Regions from separate parts of the Homo sapiens genome. Here region 2 is linked to region 1. The links are chromatin contacts, found by Hi-C or POLR2A ChIA-PET in ENCODE. All regions are on one chromosome and are shown on one strand. The core of a region is the stretch at or near the end of the contact, and the rest is flanking DNA. Distances in the headings are between cores, read along the strand shown. Region 1 holds the start of FUZ (fuzzy planar cell polarity protein). Region 2 overlaps VRK3 (VRK serine/threonine kinase 3).

Region 1 (6,044 bases), core at 61-2,560:
CCTGTAATCCCAGCTACTTGGGAAGCTGAGGCACGAGAATCGCTTGAACCTGGGAGGCAGAGGTTGCAGTGAGCCGAGATCAAGCCACTGCACTCCAGCCTGGGCAACAGAGCGAGACTCCGTCTCAAAACAAAACAAACAAACAAACAAAAGATTCCTGGGTTCTGAGGAAGGAAGTGTTGGTGGTCTGCACTCCTAGGTCTGAGGGAAAAGGATGCTGAGATCTCAGATTCCTGGTCTGGGGAGAAAAGAGGACTGGTGAGTCTCACCATGGCTCCAAACACCATTTGGAGTAGTCTCTCCAGCCTCAGCTCAGAGATGCCCACCTCAGATGACAGAACAATGAGGGTGATGCTGTGGAATGGAAGTGAGAAGAATGAGTCAAGGCCTGGGGAATCAGGAAGGGGTATGTTGGAGTCCGCCCATTGATCCTAGAACACCAGATACATCCTCTCTCAGACCAACCTGCCTTTCTTATAGAGAACATCAGGGATCAAAGAGGGTAACTGGCTTGCTAAAGATCCCATAGCCAAATTAACAGCTGCTTTTAGAGAGCTGGAAGGCCTCCGGGGTCATCTTCAACAGGGACTATCACCCAGGCCCTGTCCCTGTCCCACGTTCCCTCCTGGGGACCTGTCATGGAAGCTTTTCCACACCACAGTCGTGTTCTCGGTCCTCGCAGAGCTCAGCTGCACCTCCAGATTCTGCCCAAACATGTGGACTCCATTGAGGGAACCGATGACAGAGAACGGGAGCTAAGGAGGGGTTAGGGACATCAGACAAGAGCACCCCCCCATCCCCTTCCCCCTTAGGACCCAAGTGTGCCAGCTCCCAGCCCCATCCTCTTTCCATATGACCTGGCAGTGCCTCTTTGGGGAACCAGGCTTATTGGTCCATTGCCTCCTCGGTCCTACAAATTCAACACTGAAACTTCCCCAGCCCCTACTGCCTTGAAGACCCAGAGTCAAAACACCGAACCCCCTTCGGTTTAGATACAGGCGTCCAAGGCCCCACCTGCTGACGGGCGGGGGCGCCGCCGCGACTGCTCCTGCAGAATAGGGGGACCCCGCTGGAGGCCGCGAGGCACAGCAGATGCACAGTGCCGCCCGTCCCCTCCTCCCCCATTTAGGACTCCCACCGCGGTCCCTCACGTGGGGACTGTCAGTGCGGGTCTTGGAGCATGGCGGTAATCAGAGTAACTCGGCCTGTGGTCCGGAGCCGCCAGAGGGCGAGATGGGGAGCTGATTGGAAGAGGATTAACTTCCCGCCTTCTTCACCCAACTCAAACAGACCCTCAAACCCTATTCAGGCACCTCCCCCAAACCCATTAGGTTCTCTTCCGCCCTAGCCGGAAGTCACGGTACCCCTAACAAAGATGGCGGCAAATTGAATTTGCAAAGCTTTCTAGTTTCTCCGAGGAGGTAAAGAGAACCAAGAAGCCGGATTGAAGATGATGACTGCGCCAAGGCGTTGCCTAGCCACCATCCTGTAGGCTTTGATGATTTACATTCTAAACGGAAAAAACAGCTGTGCCCGGATCAAAGATTGCGATGGTCCCAAAGCATTGCCTAGCAACCACATTCCCTGTAGGTTTCCAGTATATAGTAGTAAACAATGTGCCCTACTCAAAGATGGCGACCGTGGCGGGGCGTTGCCAAGCAACCACCATTCAGCCTGATATCCATTCCAAGGCTGTAAACAGCTGTGCCCTGCTCAAAGATGGCGGCACGTCGAAGTCCGAGCACCCTCCTTGGGGCGAAATCGAGAAAAACACCATCTCCCCTACAACCTTCGAGGGTGGTTGAGTCCAGCGATCGTTGCCTAGTAACCACTAAAAAAAAGGTTGTTTTTGTTATTAGAAAAAAGAAAACAAGGAAATCCTTTATTTTCCAGAATAATAAAAATAATATCATTTCTGTAATGAATTTATACATGATAGCATACCATGTAAAATGTGAAAAATCCCTTCCCCAATTTTTTTCCTAAAATACAGTTTAACGTAGACTATTCATACGTTTTCACAAAGATGATCAATATACTAACATTTCCACACTTTCTTTTTTGCCATGAAAAAGTATGTCTATTTCATCTTAATAATGTATTTTTATAATCTATTTTATGGATGTGACAAATTGATTTGACCAATTCTGTATTGATGTACATTAGGTTGTTGAACTCCTCCAGACTAGCCAACTAGTGCTGGGACAGCATTTTACTGACTTTTTAAAATGCCCTTATGAATATTTTTATTATTTTACACAGGCAGCATTTACTTGTAATGACAAAAGTATTTATGATTCATTTTTCCCTTCCTCTTCCTTCTTGCAGATCAGCCCATCTTTCTAGCATAATTTTTAATTTTCCTACTTCCTAAAGTACATCTTTTTCTCTTTTTTTTTTTTTTGGGAGAGGGGACAGGGTCTCGTTCTGTCGCCCAAGGTGGAGTGCAGTGGAACCATCTCGGCTAACTGCAACCTCCGCCTCCAGGATTCAAGCGATTCTCCTGCCTCAGCCTCCTGAGTAGCTGGGATTACAGGTGTGCCCCCACCACGTCCAGCTAATTTTTGTAGTTTTTGTGGAGACAGGGTGTCGCCATGTTGCCCAAGCTGGTCTCAAACTCTTTGGCTCAAATGATCCACCCACCTCAGCCTCTCAAAGTGCTGGGACTACAGGCAGGAGCCACCATGCCTGGCCTAGGTACCATTTTAATCTTCCTTCTTGCCTATTGATATTTTTTTTCCTTTCTCTGGATTACTTTTATCTTCCTTACAACTTTATTAAAATGTTAGTTACACAGGCATAAAAGAGGGGGCTGCTCTAGATGAAAAGAAACTTGAGACATAATGTCTAAATATGTGTGTGGTCTTTGTTTGGATCCTGATACAAATAAACCAACTGTAAAAACACATTTTGAGACAATTGGAACGTTTGATTACACACTTACTGTTGGATGATACTAAGAAGTTAATTTTGTTACAGGTAACAATGGCATACTAGTAATGTAAGAAAGTGTTCATAAAATTGGAAAGATGCCTGCCAAGCACACAGGAGTAAAATCATATGATTGTATGGATTTGAAGGCTTCAGCAGGCCAGGCGCGGCGGCTTACGCCTGTAATCCCAGCACTTTGGGAGGCCAAGGTGGGCGGGTCACCTGAGGTCTGGAGTTCGAGACCAGCCTGACCAACATGGAGAAACCCCGGCTCTACTAAAAATACAAAATTAGCTGGGCGTGGTGGCGCATGCCTGTAAACTCAGCTACTCGGGAGGCTGAGGCAGGATAATCGCTTGAACCCAGGAGGTGGAGGCTGCCGTGAGCCGAGACTGTGCCATTGCACTGCAGCCTGGGCAACAAGAACAAAACTCCATCTCAAAAAAAAAAAAAAAAAAAAAGCTTCAGCAAATGAGACTGTCTCAAAAAAAAAAGGGCTTCCGCAGGCTCACTGCCTATAATCCGGGCACTCTAGGAGGCCAAAACGGGTGGATCACCTGAGGTCAGGAGTTTGAGACCAGCCTGGCCAACATGGTAAAACCCTGTCTCTAACAAAAATACAAAAATTTGCCTGCGAGGTGGCACACACCTGTAGTCCCAGCTACTGGGGAGGCAGAGGCAGGAGAATCGGTGGAACCAGGGAGGCAGAGGCTGCAGCGAGCCGACACTGCGCCACTGCACTCCAGTCTGGGCGACAGAGCGAGATTTTGTCAAAAAAAAAATAATAAAATAAAAAAAAATAAAAATAAAAATAAAAGATAAAAGAAAAATAGAAACCCAATAAAAAATAATTTTAAATGATAAAGGTAAAAACCTTTATCATTAGGCTTTCTGTAAGTACTTTTCAATTGGTGATTATTATTATTATTATTACTTTTTTTTTTTTGAGACAGCGCCTCGCTCCGTCCCCCAGGCTGGAGTGCAGTGGCGCGATCTCTGTTCACTGCAAGCTCCGCCTTCCGGGTTCACGCCATTCTCCTGCCTCAGCCTCCGGAGTAGCTGGGACTACAGGCGCCCGCCACCACGCCCCGCTAATTTTTTTTTTTTTTTTTTTGGATTTTCAGTAGAGACGGGGTTTCACCGTGTTAGCAAGGATGGTCTCGATCTCCTGACCTCGTGATCTGCCCGCCTTGGCCTCCCAAAGTGCTGGGATTGCAAGCATGAGCCACTGCGCCCGGCCTGTTTTTTTTGTTTTTTTTGTTTTTTTTTTGAGACAGTCTCGCTCTGTCGCCCAGGCTGGAGTGCAGTGGCGTGATCTCGGCTCACTGCAACCTCTGCCTCCCGGGTTCAAGCGATTCTCCTTGCCTCAGCCTCTCGAGTTGCTGGGATTACAGGTGGGCACCACGACGCCCAGTGATACTGACCTCGTGATGCGCCCGCCTCTACCTCCCAAAGTGCTGGAATTACAGGCATGAGCCATCTCGCCCGGCCGAAGATTATGTTTTAAAATATTTACTGGCCATTCAAAATTTTGTGTGTGTGTTTGTGTGAAACTAGTCAGGTTTCTTTTTATTTATTTATTTTTATTTTTTTTGAGACGGAGTCTAACTCTGCCGCCCAGGCTGGAATGCAGTGGCACAATCTCAGTTGACTGCAACCTCCGCCTCCCGGGTTCAGGAGAATCTCCTGACTCAGCCTCCCAAGTAGCTGGGATTACAGACGCCCACCAGGACGGCTAATTTTTTTATTTTTAGTAGTTAGAAGGAGTTTCACCATGTTGGCCAGGCTGGTCTTGAACCCCTTACCTCGGGTGATCTGCCCGCCTTGGCCTCCCAAAGTGCTGGGATTACAAGCGTGAGCCACGGCGTCCGGCCCTGGTCAGGTTTCTTTCTATTAAAACAAATATAAAGTGGCAGGGCACGATGGCTAACACCTGGGATCGCTTTAGCCGAGGAGTTTGAGACACGCCAGAGCAACACAGTGAGACCCCATCTCTACAAAAAATTTAAAAATTAGCTGGAAGTGGTAGTGCGCGGCTGTGGTCCCAGCTGCTCCACAGGCTGAAGAGTGGCTCCAGTGCGAGTAGAGGCTGCCGTGAGCCAAGATTGGGCCACTGCACTTCAACCTGCACAACAGAAAGAGACCCTGCCTCAAAAAATAAAAATTAAAATTAAAAGATAATAGTAATGAAGTGTTTCTATTTTTCTATATTGTTATTCATCAGTAAGATTTATTTGCGTAGTACATTTCTGTCAACAAACACGCTAGAAAGATTTTCCCAGTTGGCCGTATATTTTTCAACTTGGTTTATACAGTCTTTTGGGAAAAATTAATGAAGACTACGTTTTCTAACTTTGCTGTAGTGCTAAGAAACTCCATGGCAGTCATTAAGATTTTTTCCCTTCAGATAGTTTTCGGGTTTCATTTGTTGCACTTACATTTTTAATCCACCTGGAATGTATTTACGTTCTAAGCCAGTTTCTGGCTCCTCTCCCAGAAAACAACGCTCAGGTGTTGCTTAGCAACCCGCACTTGGTTTGGTGTTCGGCTTCTTTTCGGGGGGGAAAACAACTGCCCTCCCTTCCAAGTTGAGGACGACCTTAAAGCGTCGCCTAGTAACCTCGTTTCCGCCGATGTGATTGGATCCTTCTCGCGTCCCTCCCCTAGTCCCCACGCCCGAAAGAACAGAACCAGAAACTTAATCTAACGGTTACAAAACAAGGGCAGCGGGCCCGGCGCGGTGGCTCACGCCTGTAATCTCAGCACTTTGGGAAGCCAAGGCGGGCGAATCACTTGAGGTCAGGAGTTCGAGAACAGCCTGGCCCACAGGGTGAAACTCTTTCTCTACTAAAAATACAAAAATTAGCGGGGCGTGGTTGCGGGCACCTGTAATCCCAGCTACTCGGGAGGCTGAGGCAGGAGAATCGCTTGAACCCGGGAAGCGGAGGTTGTAGTGAGCCGAGATCGCGCCACTGCACTCCAGCCTGGGCGACAGGGCGAGACTCCCGTTTCGAAAAAACAAACAAACAAAAAACAAAACACAAAAACGAAAACAAGGGCAGCGTACGCGTTGCATAGCAACCAGGTCTCCTGCCCCTCCCTTTGAGACAAGA
Region 2 (7,065 bases), core at 1,532-4,031, 190 kb after region 1:
GGACAGTTCCCATGTACTGTCACAGCCTGTGGCTGGGCAATTAGGTGCGTCCTAGGCAGAGTGACTTCATCCAAGGCCACATCCCAGGGTGACCCAGGTCCAGTGACTGATTGAGGTGGACATAAAGGCCCAGCCTCTCCTGGCCCAACACGGACGCACGCTGAAGGACCACTTTTGCTCCAGAGCCCTGCAGGGTCGGCTGAGGCCATCACTGGGCTGCATCGCAGCCCACCTCCTGCTCCTTACCCCCTCCTTGGGTTCTGATCCCTGAGGCAGCTCCCCATAAGCACCCTGCATGCTTGTCCCCCGACAGAGCCTGCTCCAGTAGCCCTTACTGTTCATTTACAGACCTCACCACGTCTCTGGCCCTGTGCTAAGTGTGGGCTTCACATGCATGGTCCCATCTGACAGATGAGAAGAGGAGAGAGGCCAAGAAACGCCAGGCTGACCCAGGGTTCAAATCCCAGCTCCTCCATCTGCTCTCTGTATGACTTTGGGCCTCCATTTGCATGTCTGTAAGATGGGAGCAGTAAGGCCTACCCCGAGACTGGCTGCAAGGACTCAACAGGCTGGCAGGAGTAAGAGCAGCACCAGCGATGTGTGCAGCAAGAGTCTGCATCCCCCTTCACGCACACTGCTCAGTGAACCCACTCAGCCCAGAGCCCAGCACGGACCCTGGCACATCAGGATTGCTCCACAGGTGGTGGCCTTAAAATATCCCCATAACACCAGGGCTCCCCAGCCGGGGAGTGGCAGAGCTGGCTCAACCTGGGTCTAGCTAATCCCAAAGCCCATGAGTTGAGCTCTTGTCGCCCGCACACCTGACTCACGCTGGTGTCCCTCCTTCCTCTGTTCTCATCGTTCCCACTCTCCCTTCATCATCGAGGCTGGTATCGTCTAAGACACTGAGCTGAGGGATGGGGGGTGACAAAGTCACCCAGAAGCCATCCTTGCCCTCAAGAAGCTCCAGCTGGAACAGGGTTGGGAGCCAGCTCTACACGTTCAAGGCCAAGGGTGCTCTGAGCCCAGGGGAAGAGAGGGAGACGTATGCAGGACCCGCATCTCGGGGAAAGAAAAATCCTTTCCAGCTGTGGGGAGAGCACTGGGGGGATCATGCTGGAGCAGGCTGTGACATCATGACCAAGCATCCGCCCAGCTCTGGAACCCAGGCATAGTAACAGTGCCTGTCTCTCAGAGGCACCATGAGGTTAATGACAATGCGTACGTGCCCGGTACTCAGAGGCAAGCAGGAAAAGCTGGCAATTTGATACAATTTTATAATCTGCTTTGCAGATTATAAAAAGCTTTTCTCTTTCACTTTTCTAACTGGCCCTGCAGCCAACAGCCTGGAAAGCTAGCTGGGCAATTTTCATTGTAGAGGGAGCCAAGGGAGGCCAGAAGGGAAAAGGGGCTTGGCCAAGGGCCCCAGCAGAGACAGGCCACAAGCCCAGGGCTCTAGACTCTGTGATCTAGGGTGGCAGATCCAGGTTTCTGCTTGCCGGAAACCTGACAAATGGAAAGTCTCTACATGTGCCAAATGAAGACCAGGGCGTGGCATGCAGGCAGGTGAGCACCTCCCCTTCCCAAAGGTCAGCTGGTCCTGAACTTGGAGCAGGAGCACTGTTCTGGGACCCATCCTGACCCTAACACCAGAAAGCACATATACGGCAGTGGCCGTTTTCCCGGCATCACTCTACTCATTTCACTCTCCTGACTGCAGCCCTGTGAGGGCAGTAGCATTACCATCTCCCCTCTGCAGATGAAGAAACTGAGGCACAGGGTCATGCTGTCATTCGAAAGGTCAAGCGACAAGCGGCAAGCAGAGGCAGCCCAGCCCACCACTGAGCTCCAGGGTGCCCCATGCCTTCCACCTCCCCAGGCCCTGCTGGGGACCCTGACTGACTTCTCCCCTCCGGCCTCCAGAAGGAATCAGCAGAGCCAACACCTAAACTTCGTACCCAGTGATTTTGGACTTCTGGCCTCCAGAGCTGTAGGAGAATAAGCATGTGCTGTGTTAAACCACTCACTGTGGTAACTTGTTACAGCGGCCACAGGAAACTAACACAAGCCCCACCTTTCATCTGCAAAGGCAGAAGCTGCAGAGGGCAGCGTGGGCCCGACCCTGAGCTGCTGCTCACGGGCAGCTCTCCCAAGTGCACCGCAGTGAGCAGCCGCACGGATTCATGTGACTGATGACGGATGGTGGTTCTCCCCTATAGCTCAGCGAGGCCCGGGATATATGACATTATAGTTCAGTACTGGACAGAGACACAAGAGTTAATAAAATGCTTAGAGCATGGCGCAGAGAGTGGGGTAAAGTGTCCACTGCTCGAATAACCATAACGATTCAGCTTGTTCTTGTTGTTTTACTGTTATTGCTTTAAATTACGGGACATACAACTCCACCATCTCTTCTTGACTGGTGCAAACTGGCAGAAGAAAAGGGCGATTTGCTCTGGGGCGATGTCACCCAATGGTGGTGTGTCCCCAAATGCAAGCTCCGCATCAGCAGGGCCTTCACCAGCCCCGCTCTCCCTGCACTGTCTGTGCTGGCACCGCGGCCAGACACATGAAATGGTAGGTGCTGCTTAAGGATCCACTGAGCAACCGGGCACAGTGCTCACGCCTATAATCCCAACACTTTGGGAGGCAGAGGCAGGAGGATGGCTTGAGGCCAAGAGTTTGAGACCAGCCTGGCCAACATAGTGAGATCGTCTCTACTTTAAAAAATAAATAAATAAAGGGACTGCTGAAGGAATGGATGACTCACACAGGCTGGGCACTGGGGTTTGCTATTTTTATCAAACAACCTGAGTCATATAAGGGAAAACCAAAACCACATTGGCCCAGAGTAGCTCCTCCTGTGCTTCCACTGTGGGTTTCTGGGGGAGGTCAAGCGTGGTTTCTTCTCTCAGGAGCTCCTGGCTCTGTGTGTTTTCCTCTCCTTCTCCCTCTTCCTTCCCCGCCCTCCTGCCCTCTCCCCACCCTGCTCTCTCACCTCAATCTCTTTCTTACTGTTGGTTTTCATCCTTCTCCCTTTCTCCTCCCTCTGTGCTCCTCGGCCCCTCATTCCTTCTCATCATGATCCCTTCTCGCTCTTTCTCCCTGCCCTCTCCTTCTCCTTTCTCTCCCTTTCTTGGGAGAAGCCAGAGTGCCTGCGTTCAAATCCCAGCTCTACTACTTCCAGGCTGTGTGCCCTTGGGCAAGTAGCTTCCTCTCTCTGTACCCCAGTTGCAGGATGGGGTAATATGGGTGCCTATCTCACAGTGTGGCTGGCAGCATTACATGGGTAAGACACAGAGAGTTCCCAAAGTGTCTGGCATGGGATCCTGCCTGTAATCCCAGCACTTTAGGAGGCTGAGGCGGGAGGATCGCTTGAGCCCAGGAGTTTGGGACCAGCCTGGGCAACACAGTGAGACTGTCTCTATTTAAAAAAAATTAAAAAATTAGCCTGGCGTGGTGGCGCCTGCCTGTAGTCCAAGCTACTCGGGAGGCTGAGGGGGGAGAATCACTTGAGCCTGGGAGGTTGAGGCTGCAGTGAGCCGTGATTGCACAACCGCACTCCAGCCTGGGTGATGGAGCGAGACTCCATCTCTTAAAAATAAAAGTGCTGGCACAGGTGAGTGCTCCCTAGGTGTTAGCCACGGCCCTCTTTCTCTTGCTCCTGCTTGGTCTTGGTCACACTCTTTCCCCTCTCCCTCACCTTTCCTGGCCCTGCCTATCTGTCCCTCTGTTATTAACACTGCCTACCTCTGCCTGGGAAGGACCCTGTACAGTTTTCCAAGTGCTTGGCCTCCATCTCCTATCATCATTTGAGCCAACAGCCCCAGGAGACAGGGGACAAGGCGTCATCTCACTTTTCCAGTGGAGGACATCAAGGCACAGAGTGCCTGGGCTGTTTGCTGGGGCTCCCTCAGTGTGTCGGAGCCAAGTCAGGACTCAGATTCGGGGCTGTCTGAAACACCAGCTGTCCTGCCCACCTGCCCAGACTTCAAGGCAGGGATGGCCAACGGAAGGCTCAAAATTGTCTACGTGCCTGTCTGGCCAGCAGGCACTTCCAATTCAAAGATTTCCTATTGAAATCTAGGTTTCAAGCTTTTCCTGGAAAACTTGGAAGATTCTGGAGCCCAGAGCCTAATAATTCACATCTCTGGGATCCATGTTCCTCATGTATAAAATGGGGATAGGGATAGTACTGACATCCTAAGGCTGCGGTGAGAATTTAGCAAACCTCTGCCCATCAAATAACTTGTAAGCAAATATTCATGGCAGCGTTACTCATAACAGCCCAAAGCGGAAACTACCCAAACGCCCATCAGCTGCTAAGTGGCTAAGCCACATGGGGTGTTCCCATACAGCAGAATATCACGCAGCCATAAAAGGAGTGCGGCAGTGACGCGCCACAGCATGGATGCACCTTGAGCACACGCCGCTGGGTGAGGGATGCCAGACACAAGAGGCCACACAGCGCAGGACTCCACTTCTGTGAACACCCAGAAGGGGCAAATCCACGGAGGGAGAAAGGCGGTTAGTGGCTGCCAGTGGACTGGGGGAAGAATCAGAGTGATGGCTCAGAACTACTGGGTTTCTTTTTGGGGTGACAGAAACGTCCTGGAATTAGATAGTGACGATGGTTGCATAACACTCTGAATATCCTGAAGGCCACTCAGTTGCACCCTTTAAAAGAATGAATTTTCGTGGTGGCTCATGCCTGTAATCCCAGCACTTTGGGAGGCTGAGGTAGGTGGATCACTTGAGGTCAGCTGTTCGAGACCAGCCTGGCCAACATGGTAACACCCTGTCTCTACTAAAAATACAAAAAATAAAAATAAAAAAATAAAAAAATTTAGCCCGGTGTGGTGGCATGCGCTTGTAATCTCAGCTACTTGAGAGGCTGAGGCAGGAGAATCGCTTGAACCTAGGAGGTGGAGGTTGTTAAAAGCCGAGATCGTGCCACTGCACTCCAGCCTGGGTGACAGAGCAAGACTCTCTCTCAAAAAAATAAAAAATAATAAATAATAATAATAAAAGAATAACTTTTTGTTTGACATGGAGTCTCACTGAATAATTTTTTTTTTTGAGACGGAGTCTCGCTCTGTCACCCAGGATGGAGTGCAGTGGTGCAACCTCGGCTCACTGCAAGCTCTGCCTCCCGGGTTCACGCCATTCTCCTGCCTCAGCCTCCCAAGTAGCTGGGACTACAGGTGCCAGCCACCACACCCGGCTAATTTTTTGTATTTTTAGTAGAGACAGGGTTTCACCGCGTTAGCCAGGATGGTCTCGATCTCCTGACCTCGTGATCCGCCTGTCTCGGCCTCCCAAAGTGCTGGGATTACAGGCGTGAGCCACCGCGCCTGGCCAATAAAAGAATAACTTTTATGTGAGTTTTATCTCAATTAAAAAGTTCCAAAAAGAAAAGAAAGGAAAAGAAAAACCCATGTAAAGTGCTTAGAACAGGCCTGGCCTTGCAGAAGCACTCAATATTTATTACAGTTAATACTAATACTACTGCCATAATTATTTTCCTCATTGTAACAGAGTCTGAGCTTTTCAGCCTTGTGCCTCCCTCCTCCCCTTCCATCCCACACCTGGGTGAGCGGATGAGCAAGCTTGGGTGCTCCCTCCTTTGGGGTGTGCATCCACGAGACTCAAACCATGCATGGTGTTGGCCCCTGTGCAGAAACCCTGAGCCCAGCCCCACCCCCAAGCACGATGAAACACCTGACCAGTCTCCTTTCCTCACTCTCAAGGCATCTCAGATCTGTGTGGGAGGCCTGCCTGCTCTCCACAGAGACCCCTATTATGTAAGCAATAAACCTCTCACATCCTCTTGGTGTGTGTGTGACATCATCAGTCTCGATGTTTGAACCAAATTTTACGTGGGGATCCATCCTCTCTCTGCACACTGGCCAGAACAACCATCCTTAACATGCAGCCCCTGGGCCTGCACTCCCACGTGACAATAGCAGGTAGCAGGTGGGGTGAGGAGGGGCACACTTCACACAGGGCACATGCCAACTGGCCGCAGTCCCCGCCACTCCCAACTGCCTTACTCCAGCCTGCTGCACTCATTCCCACTATTGCCCGGCCCTGCAGGTGGGTAGGTATAGAGTCCAAGGTCTAAGAGAAAGTTGCCTAGCGACAGGTCTGCAGCTAGGGATGTGGCTTCCATTCCCATTCTCAGAACGGGGTCCCCTCCCACTGTCCTGGTGCTGAGACGACCCAGTCCCTGGCCGCCCATGGACAGAGTGTACCTTCATAGAGAATGCCCTGGTTGTCCCTGGTCTGGAAGGACTTCAGCTTCCACTGTCGCCCACTCTTGTCTGTCAGCACTGTCCCTGTGGGCAAAGCTTCAAGTGAGGTGGTCACTCGGCTCCGCTTCAGCGTCTGAGGGCTCTGCCTGGTCTTCTGAGGGCTACAGCTGGTCTTCTGAGGGCTACCCCTGGTCACCTGAGGGCTCTTCCTGGTCTTCTGAGGGCTGCTTTTGGGGGTTGGGGGTCTGCTCCCGGAGCCTGCAGGAGGATGTAAGAATAAAGTAAAAGCACCATCCAGGAGAGAAAAGTTAGATGGGGAGTGAAACAGCACGCAAAATACTGTTCCTTTACAAATTCGTTCATTCAACAAACATTTCCTGGGACCTTCTATGAGTCAGGCCTTTGTGTGATGATGTTGGGGCACCAGATAGGAGTCGGACCTGCATCCTTCCCTCAGGAGTGCCCAGTTTGGTGGGCAAGTCTGCTCTAGACACAGCTAGTCAGATGCGGGTCTGAGACAGGGCAGTACAGACAGATATTAGGGCCCAAAAGAGAAAGAGATCCTGCCTGGAGAAGTCAGGGTAGGCTTCCTGGAGGAAGGGATGTTAGAGTTGGATCTTGTTGGATGAGGAGAAGTTTGCCAGGGAATAAAGGACATTCTAGACATTTACCCAAAAACATCCTGAAAAAGGACTCAGTCCTGAGATAGAAAAGGGCCAAAAAATTTGTTAGACCAAAGCCCTGCCCTAGAAGGGCTCCTAGCCTGGCAAGAGAATGGGGTGGGTGTGGTGGGAGACAGACTTGGACACAG

The links. Hi-C counts contacts between places; a loop is a spot of excess contacts on that map. ChIA-PET counts read pairs that join two places held with the same protein, here RNA polymerase II (POLR2A). Pooled maps may share reads with other maps.
Region 2: a loop to region 1 is called in a pooled map, with 2.9 times the contacts of the local background. The contact joins the enhancer-like site here to the promoter of FUZ in region 1. A Hi-C loop is called at or near these places in 2 of 50 pooled maps. POLR2A ChIA-PET finds 5 or more read pairs at or near these places in 4 of 52 experiments (BJ, PC-9, activated CD4-positive, alpha-beta T cell and 1 more).

The regions. Positions count from the first base shown.
Region 1 is chr19:49,811,982-49,818,025 of GRCh38, forward strand. It overlaps FUZ (fuzzy planar cell polarity protein), which reads right to left and starts at 1,311. Exons shown (of 11, transcript NM_025129.5): 1 at 1,015-1,311; 2 at 634-755; 3 at 270-354. The coding sequence starts at 1,125. RefSeq lists enhancers at 1,182-1,988, 1,375-1,614, 1,825-1,874, 5,867-6,044.
Region 2 is chr19:50,001,315-50,008,379 of GRCh38, forward strand. VRK3 (VRK serine/threonine kinase 3) reads right to left here. Exons shown (of 15, transcript NM_016440.4): 5 at 6,255-6,512. Among named protein-coding and RNA genes, the nearest start is that of VRK3, 21 kb to the right of the region's middle. RefSeq lists a silencer at 2,836-2,895. Within about 2 kb of position 2,782, at least 12 of the 41 ENCODE cell types and tissues checked have a DNase peak (open chromatin) inside an H3K27ac peak, as active enhancers do; they include PC-9, where a contact is called at or near this core.